Regions from separate parts of the Homo sapiens genome. Here region 1 is linked to region 2. Evidence: chromatin contacts called from ENCODE Hi-C or POLR2A ChIA-PET data. All regions are on one chromosome and are shown on one strand. The core of a region is the stretch at or near the end of the contact, and the rest is flanking DNA. Distances in the headings are between cores, read along the strand shown.

What was found. A loop is a pair of places that touch in the nucleus more often than their neighbours do. ChIA-PET counts read pairs that join two places held with the same protein, here RNA polymerase II (POLR2A). Pooled maps may share reads with other maps.
Region 1: a pooled map shows a loop between it and region 2 (4-fold over the local background). The contact joins the enhancer-like site here to the promoter of CBLB in region 2. A Hi-C loop is called at or near these places in 1 of 37 single-sample maps with no recorded cell type and 2 of 50 pooled maps. POLR2A ChIA-PET finds 5 or more read pairs at or near these places in 1 of 52 experiments (OCI-LY7).

Annotation. Positions count from the first base shown.
Region 1 is chr3:112,114,774-112,119,565 of GRCh38, reverse strand. C3orf52 (chromosome 3 open reading frame 52) reads right to left here. Exons shown (of 6, transcript NM_024616.3): 6 at 1,356-2,924. The coding sequence ends at 2,920. Among named protein-coding and RNA genes, the nearest start is that of MIR567, 4.4 kb to the right of the region's middle. RefSeq lists enhancers at 3,375-3,434, 3,991-4,080, 4,311-4,360, 4,371-4,450, 4,471-4,730. Within about 2 kb of position 1,250, at least 5 of the 41 ENCODE cell types and tissues checked have a DNase peak (open chromatin) inside an H3K27ac peak, as active enhancers do; they include OCI-LY7, where a contact is called at or near this core.
Region 2 is chr3:105,866,221-105,870,795 of GRCh38, reverse strand. It overlaps CBLB (Cbl proto-oncogene B), which reads left to right and starts at 1,784. Exons shown (of 19, transcript NM_170662.5): 1 at 1,784-2,060; 2 at 3,205-3,386. The coding sequence starts at 3,219. RefSeq lists a silencer at 1,586-1,815 and enhancers at 3,573-3,662, 3,783-3,832, 3,863-3,912.

The DNA of each region.
Region 1 (4,792 bases), core at 1-2,500, 6.2 Mb before region 2:
TACCTCATCCTAAGAAGACACGAACATGTGTAAAGGAAGGCAAATCTTCTTATTCAAATCCCACCAGTGCTTCAGGATTCGGCTTCAGTCCTACTTCCTACAAAAAAACGTCCTCTGATTATACTGACCACTCTTTTCTCTGACCACCCGCAACCCTACTGTTTCTGTTTGTTTGTTTGTTTGTTTGTTTGTTATGGAGTTTCACTCTTGTCACCCAGGCTGGAGTGCAATGGCGTGATCTCAGCTCACTGCAACCTCTGCCTCCTAGGTTCAAGCGATTCTCTTGCCTCAGCCTCCTGAGTAGCTGGGATTACAGGCGCCTGCCACCACGCCTGGCTAATTTTTAGTAGAGATGGGGTTTCACCATGTTTGTCAGGCTGGTCTCGAGCTCCTAACCTCAGGTGATCTGCCTGCCTCGGCCTCCCAAAGTGCTGGGATTACAGGCTTGAGCCACCGCGCCCAGACTGCCTTTGTTTTTGACCCCTGGGTATTTTTTTCTGCTGTTTCCTGTTTCATCTGTACTGATCCTGACTCCTTAATAAGACTAACAGCTTCTTTTCTTATTGTTGTCTTCTCCACTAGTATCCCCATAGCCTTCCATAAAACACATCATTTTTTCAAATCTGTAGAACTAAATTAAATTGAAAGGCAAAAAAGAATCAGACACATGGCTGGAATTTTTGTTGGCAGAGGAACAGGAGCAGGTTCTGCTGATATGGCTGTTGCCATTCTATCCATATCTAAGTGACATCCAGAGAAGAGCAGTTTTCTTCTCAAATCCTTCAATTATTAAAACCTCACTATGTACCAGGCATTATGCTCATCATGATGTTGTGTGATGACCAGTAGATTTATCTCCTATAGCAGAACAGTGCATTTGTAAGGGCCGTTTTTTTTCAAACACCACCAAATATGTTAGTCACAAAGGTTAGTTTTTTCCCATACCATTTGGGCAGAAAAGTCAAATCTATGGAAAGTCCTCTCTATGACTTGCAAATGGTCAAAACCCAAGACAAGGTACTTGCATCTTGGTGCTTTCTGAACAAGAAGGGAAGAACAAAACCAAATCCTGCCTCCAGACATGAACAGGCTGTTCCTTCAAGTCCAAGCCCTTTCAGATACCAAGTCCTGCCAGAGAGGGCCTCAGAGAAAGAGGAGGGGATGGCCTCTGCCTGCTCTTGCTGGAACAGAGGGGAGAACCCAGGCCGCCCCAGCCAAACTTGGCTTGATCTTATTCACCCAGAAGAGGAAGCTGCCCTAAGGGAAATGAAAAAAATTATGCTCAACACCATTTACTGCAAAAAACAAACAAACAAAAACCCAGCCCAAAGCTCAGCCAATGGGAATGCAACAACACAGATGCAAAAATAATGTATTGTAAATGTTTTTAAATCATTCTCCATTAAAATTTTTCATTATTTTCTACAAAATACAAATACACTAAGGTTCACATTTAACATGCAGAAAATAAAGAGGAAGAAGAGAAATCCACTAGTTTCACTAGTTTAAGGAACAATCACTAAAATGAGACAATGATCTATAGTACATGTATCTTCTAGTTAAATAGGAAAGCAAATTCACATTATCCAGAGTCCTGGGTCATAAAGAACTCAAGTCAAATCTAGTCTGAGGCAGACACTCTGGCTCGTGCCCGCACACAGCTGCCCTTCACACTGACTTTAACCCAGGGCTCATTTAACTGAGAGGCGAGATCTCTCACAATACAGCACAAAACTCTTTCTCCTGGTAAATTTCTTTTCCCAACAAAACAATCAGTTCCCTCACAACAGGCAATTCTGTATCTGTAGACAACCAATACAGTTGCTAATATTCCTCCTACCCCCCAAATAGCTGGCAAAAGCTTCCAAGAGTTTATTTTCAAAGAAGAGTGGTTCTTCTTGTATCACAACCATCTGTAACAGGATACACAATCATTGCCTGAAGACACTGAGTCCCACAGGAAGGTTTGTAGCACTAGGCAACAAAAAGCCAATGCGTAATATCCAGAGCAGATATTAAACAGCCTTAATGATTCTCTAATGGAAGTTTATAAAAATATAAATGGAGTGACTATCCAAAGTGATAGTAGTGTGCTCAAAACTCACAGAGACCCATATTTCCAAAAAGGTGTTCAGGAATCACAGGAACAACGAGGAGCTGCAAAATAATGAAGAAACACATAGCTCCCGTCTGTAACTAGCTATATACATAGATTTCAAAGTAACCTTGGTGGTGTTCCTAAGGCTGGCTGGCTAAGATACTCAGGTACAGGTCATGGAAGTAGACACAGAACCACACTGCTGAGGTCTTCTAAAGTGCCTTCCTTTTCTTCACAGCCTGGCTTAGAGGTAGATCAAATCGAATGGTGGGGGGGAGGAGGATGACTTCAGTGAATAATTGGCTTAGTCTTCGTAACCTGGCTGCCTGCCTCTCCGTGCTCTACCAGCTCATGCTTACGCGATCCCACCTAAAAGAAGACAGTGCACCTCTGCACTAAAGAAAAAGTAGCCCAGGTGGGTGGAGTGCTTCAAGAATAGCAGTGCCATGATCACGCCACCGCACTCCAGCTAAGCGACAGAACGAGACCCTGTCTCAAAAAACAAAACGAAACAAAACAAAAACAAACAGAATACCAGTGACCTCCAACAGTGGGACATACCCGCTGACCCTATCGCCCCCACCCTAGCTGGCTTCCTGCCTTTGTCAAGACTGGACCCAGCTGAAGCAGTGCTCGGGAGCTGTTTTACTGGGCTTAGAGCCAGACTGTAGAATCGGGAGAGAAAGGAGTCTCCACCCCTCTGGTGTTGCTGGTGCTTCTGTATTAATCCACAGAATCTTTTCTGCAAAACAGAGTGAATTCCCTTCATCTCCAGGACTTGGTAGAGCACTGCTTTCAGACAGAGACCAGCCTCCATCACTTCATTCTAAAAAGAAAACACAGATGAACAAAAGTTACTGATTTTTAAAACCACTATTAAATGCTTACGTTTTCATTTCATTTCATTGAATTTTAGTGTAAAATCTTAGATAAAATTGCAAGGTTTATACATTCCTAACAGAGGAAATTTAGTCTTCAGTCCAACACACACACACCGCTCTGAATACATTTCAAAAGGCAAATGACATTTATTGTTTCTTGCTTATTTGTTTGGGTAGGATGCATGAGAAATAATTTTGATGATGTGGTTTTTGGGTGCTAAGGACATTTTAACATCCAGTCCCTTTTCATAATCTAACCATAAACTCTAAAATTTCCGTTTTTAAAACGTGTAAAATATACTGTGAGAAATTCTGATGAGAGAAATGGTGTGAACCCTAGGGCACAGCAGGTGCAGATGCAAAGCCCCAAGCAGACACAACACAGGGGGAGCCCGCCGGGGTCTACAGACCAGGAGTCCAGCCTCGCCACCACTGACAGGACTGACAAGATTCACTATTCTCCCTACCTGGGGCTTTTTCCTCTTCTCTCTCACAAAAATCCTGGTTTTGCCCTTTTTCCCTACTCAGTCTACTAGCTGACTCCTTCCCATGTGAGAACAGTACCAAGTACCTCCTCTGTGTCCAAAATAACTCATGATGCTGACCTATTCTTCGACCTTTGTAAAACAGACTTCCCCCTCCTAGCCCAGGGCCCCACTCATCTAGGAGGTGAAGAAGACCAAAGATAGGGAAGGGTGAGGGATGATGGACTTAAAAAATTCCTTTATCATTATATTTTAAGTTTTTATTTTTATAAGGCATCCAAATATGCATGCAGTCAGGTCAAAATAATCGCCGTATTTCCAAATTAGAGAATGAGAAGCAAACACACACAAAACCCCTCAGGAATCTAAATTACAATCTAATTTTGGATTCTGCTTCTAAAGCGCACATATACAAACCCCAAATGGACCATAGGCTGGCCTCAGGGAAATACTCGGAATCCCTGAAATTGTCTGTACAATTTTGTGTTGTGGGGAGAAGTAGGTACATTTTTTTTTCCTGGGGAGAAGGTACACAGCTGTCTTCAAATTCTCTAAGGAGCACACAAACCAAACAATTTTAAGAATCTTTGCTCTTTGAAGACTAAGAACATTACCATTGTGGGAAACTAGTTGCCTGGGTAATCACAGGGCGGGGATGGTAATCCCCCAAGCCCACAGCTCATGAGCACGTAGAAACTGGCGTAAGAACTCATTCCATCCCTCTTGGTCCCTCCCAGGGCCCTGGGCCTCTCCCTGACACATTTTCCCTTTCTCTAGAGTTTGCCTCTGAGCTCATCCCCCATCTGCCTGCATGCCTGCGATGAGTCCCTCTTCTTCTTTCCTCACTTCCCAACTGCTTCTCTGTGCACCCTTCCCTTTGAGAGGGCAGTGACACTCACATTCTGAAAACATAAAATGGCTCAAATATTGCACATTCATGCTCTGGAAAGTGGGACATGGGGTCACAGAAAACCCCACATTTTCTCAGCATGTCCCGTCAGAAGAAATGTCTGAGAGAAAGAATGCAATTTCCAGAAGAGCAGAGACTTTGTTCCACTCACAGCTGCCTTCCCAGCACCTGCTGGAGCACCAAGCCCTGGGGAAACAGCTGAGTCTCTTTGGCCAAGCTCAGGGTCTTCTGGGAGCCCTCCTCAGGTCTCACAAGCAGCCTGCCCTTTATCCTGTACTATTTGAACCTCTCAGCCTTGGAAGCCTCTTAAACCTTTCCTCAGACCTCTGCCCATCTCCCTGGCCTCCATTTGGAAAGAGCCAGTAACAATTTTTGCAAGGGGCCTAAGAAAATCAAGACCAACCACACCACAGCAGCA
Region 2 (4,575 bases), core at 535-3,034:
CCAGATATGAATATAAGTAATATACTTAGTTATAATGTTCCCTTAAGCCACTGTTTTGCTACATGCTTCTACACATTAATTCTTTTAAAATTTATTTTAAAGGTAACACAGTTTTTTTCTTTTACAGTCTCCCCTTAGTAAATGTAGCTACTACGACTATGAGTAAAAGAGATATGGATGGGTGGAGGAGATATGGAGAGGCCAGCACTTTTGTAGATAAATGCAATGTGAAAACAAGGAACTACTCTTTAATTACTGGCACAGAAATAATGACAAGGAAACAAAATTACTTCCTGAATCACACTTTATCACCTGACTGGTTGCAAAGGCACATTTTTTTTCTGTTTTCGTCAAATTAAAATCTTAACCATGTAAATTCAAGGCTGTAAAGGAAAACTCAGGATCCTTCATAGTAATAATTACAGTATTAAAATTCTTAGTTGCTAGAAAGTGGTTAGAACCATTGAGAAACATTTTATCAGGTTACGTGGTTAGAGCAAGATTTGAAAAAACAAAATCAAAAACAAAAAACCCAATGTAAAATATCAGAACATCTGAGATGTCCAAGCTGAAAAGTGTAATAAACGCTATCAACTGTAGTGGAAAGAAAGTTCCAAAGTATGAAGTCCAGAGCAATTGTTGGTAGCATGAGTGGTGGGATTGAAGTAAACTGAAATAAATGGAAGGCATTTGTTTAACCTATGATATTGCTGAAAGACAAGTCCCAGCACAGTAGCTTTCTCCTTTAAAGACTAGCCAGATGTCGGCCTTTTTAAGAGCACAAAGAAGGGAGCCACAGAAAGAGGTAACAATGCTGGTAGAGAATGGCAGCTACAGTAAGGTTGTTTTTAAATGGATAGAAATCTATGTAAAGGTGACTCCGACAAAACACAGTAGCTGTCTCCTCCTCAGTCATTTAGGCAGAAACTTGCACTAAGTAAAAAGGTGCAAGGTATTTATCAGCAATTCCCATTATCTGGTACTTTTATTGCTTTGGCATGATTAGCAGAGACTGTTTGGCCAGCGTTGTCAACTATTTGCTTTTTCATCAGCCTGATGTTTGGTCTGCAATCCCTCTAAAACTAACAGCAAAAGAGAAACTCGGAAACTTGGGAAGTTTCAGTTGGCATTCAGATGTCACCCCAGCCTACTCTCTGTGAGATTTATTCTGCATTTTAGAAGCTCAGTGGCTGTTGCTCTTTTTGATAGCCAACAAGAAGCAACGTCATAGACCTGTTTGGCTGCTGTCCTGGGTAGAAGGGTTTGGCAGCCCTAGGGAGATGAATTTCTCCAGCGTTGGACCCGCCCAGAGCGGAGAAGCAACACCCTTCCAGCCACTACTCTGTTGCTATGAAACAAAAGACTAGGAAGGTAAGCGAAGCAGGAAGTCCCGCCTTTCAGCCCCAGATGGCTTTGGCTCCCGGTCCCGACGCTCACGCCCACCTGCCACCCCTTATTGGTTAGCTCCTTCGTGCCTTGCATCCCTTCGTCCATTTCCTTTCCCGTTTCCACTTTCGTTCCCGGGAGAGTCCAGGCCCCTCATTTCTCTCCGAGTCCAATTCCTTTCTGACGTGCTGCGAGCGGGCCTTCCTCTGGGGCCATTGTGTACTGTGGAGGACGTGGACGGGGCGGCAGCGCGAGGAGGACGGGCGCCTCCCGTCCATTGGCTGCACCCGCTGTCGGGCAGTGCGCGGTTGCGCGGCATTGGCTCAGCGGCGCCCGGCCCCGCCCCCGCCCCGCCCCGCCCCGAGCCTGGGTCCTGTGTGTGCCACAGGGGTGGGGTGTCCAGCGAGCGGTCTCCTCCTCCTGCTAGTGCTGCTGCGGCGTCCCGCGGCCTCCCCGAGTCGGGCGGGAGGGGAGAGCGGGTGTGGATTTGTCTTGACGGTAATTGTTGCGTTTCCACGTCTCGGAGGCCTGCGCGCTGGGTTGCTCCTTCTTCGGGAGCGAGCTGTTCTCAGCGATCCCACTCCCAGCCGGGGCTCCCCACACACACTGGGCTGCGTGCGTGTGGAGTGGGACCCGCGCACACGCGTGTCTCTGGACAGCTACGGCGCCGAAAGGCAAGAAGGGAAGGGGTCGCCGGGGAGGCTCCACACTTCTTGCCGGCCCGGGGGCCCGGGGTAGCCAGGCGCGGGCCAAGGAGGAAGAGGGGACAGCCCTGGCTCTCAGCTGCCTTTGCCGCCGCCGTCCAGTTTGAAGTGGGGCATTTAAAGACCAGAACCCGCAGGCCGGGGAGGAGGGAGAGGGCGTCCAGGCAGACGGCGGTGAGGACTGCAGCAGGCGGCCGGGAGGCGCGTCCACCCAGGCGCCGAGCCCACAGTGTCCCTCCCGCGCCCTAGACGGACGGTGCTGCGGGCACGGGAGGGACACTTTGTCCCCTCCCAGTCCACCTTCCTCCTGCAGCTCAGACCCGAGGGGCCGGGAAGGGGCCTGAGCAGGGAAGGGACACAGGCGTCCTGAAACAAAGCTTTGGGTTGAGGGCAGAGGCGAGGAGCCAGAGAAGTGAACTCCTCCTTTCCGTGGCCGCTCTTGTCATTTTTCTCTTTTCTCTTTTCAAATGGGCTATTTGTGTGTTAATTTCATTTGGTTCTTGGGAATAACGACTCACCGCGTTGATTTAAAGAAAGGTGTTCGTGTGTCCGTACTTGGTGGTTTTAGTGTGGGACATGCCCTGCGCTTTTGTTGACAACAGAGCTGTCCCTTACGTTTGTGTAGGATAATCTTTATGTTTATGTAACTTGGAGAAATCTAACAGAGTGAAAGTGAAGTTTCTGCGTAAGGCTCCCAAAATGTATGATAGGACCTTCAGTTGTTCTGGTATTTTGAATTGGAATTAAGGCAGGAGGGGAAGAACATTCTGTTTTTATCTAGGTGGGGGAAACCTGTTTAAGTTTTGTTTGTTCTTTTTTTTTTTTTTATGAGTTGAGTATTAGTTCAGCCTTAGCTACTTGAAACGTGAGCAGGATGCATCTTTAACTCTTAGTATTGTAAAAGCAAATCTAGGATCACTGCTCTTAAAACTACTGTGTGTAAAGATTGAGAGTGTAAATTCACAAGCTTATTGATAAAGATGAATCCGGAACTTTTGGTTTTGCTCTAATCGATGGAGGAAGATGCAGTGGTACAAGTTAGTCTCTAGTTTTCTGGTGGGTAAATATTTTCAAAACCAACTAACTTTTCTTTTTTTAAATCTGCCTTTTAAAGAACTAAAATTCCAGATGGCAAACTCAATGAATGGCAGAAACCCTGGTGGTCGAGGAGGAAATCCCCGAAAAGGTCGAATTTTGGGTATTATTGATGCTATTCAGGATGCAGTTGGACCCCCTAAGCAAGCTGCCGCAGATCGCAGGACCGTGGAGAAGACTTGGAAGCTCATGGACAAAGTGGTAAGTTCTGTCTGACGTTGCCTGTGCGAAACACTATTCACTTTGTCTGTGGTTTCTCCAGATTTATTTATACTGTTAATTAATACCAACCATTGTTATGGCAACAATCTTTTGATTTCAATTCATCATTTTTCTTCAACTCTGTGTTTTTTGAAAAGTTGGATTCAAAGACTTTTTTGTTTTTTAACCTTTCATCCTTTCTACTCTTTAAGGTTCAGAGTTCCTCTACATGACTCAGTATGTAAAGTTTTACCATTGGCTGCTTTTTGTTGGTGTATGGCCATAGAATGCTTGGAAGTGTTTGTTCTGTCTTCTGTGAGGTTGTGTTGCTCTTAGATAACAAAAGAGTACCAGCAGGTTATTTAAGTCTTTGACCACTCATGACAATCATCTGGTATGATACTGAAAATATTTACTGGGGAAAGAAACAGATTAGTTCTTAAGTGAAGAAGCAGTAGTTGAGGGAGTTTCCATTTTCATCTTTGAGAATTCATCTTCATTAAGAAACTTTTTTTGTTGTTAATGGGAGAGTTAACAGTTTCTTTCATCTACTATTCCATTTTGAAACAGGAAACCTTTCGATGGCACATTGTTTATTGTGAAAGGAAAATTTATGTTGGGGGTGGTGAGGCTGAGAGTATCAGAAACCTCTGTGGTTTCTGCATGTTGCTTTCAGACAAACTATAATTTCACAAGAAGAAATCATGATGGGTGTCAGTATCCAGAGAAGTCAATCTGAATACCTTACAGAGATTTACTCAGAAACTGTAGCTGTCAGTATCCTACCTTACTAAGTATGATTATAAAATAAATTTAAGATGTAGCTTGCTGCTTTGCAAAAATTAATAATTCTTTTTTTTGAAGCAGTAGCACTGTCCTGGATTTATTAGTAAATGTTTGGAACACATTATGACTTTATTTCATAGATATCTGGGGCCAATTATAAGTTTAGTTGAGGCAAGACTCAGTATCTTTATAACTGAAGAAATGGAGGTTTTAAAAACAAATTTCTGTGTAAGGATGTGCCAAAGCATCCATGAAATCATGTGATAACATTCATCTTTGCTTTGATTTGCTCCTGTCTGTAAATATTGGCTATAAAAGCCACTATCAGTAGTAGTAGCAACATATGAATGTGACAAGATTTCCATTATTTTCATTTATTCTGATGGAAGGGACACACAGATGA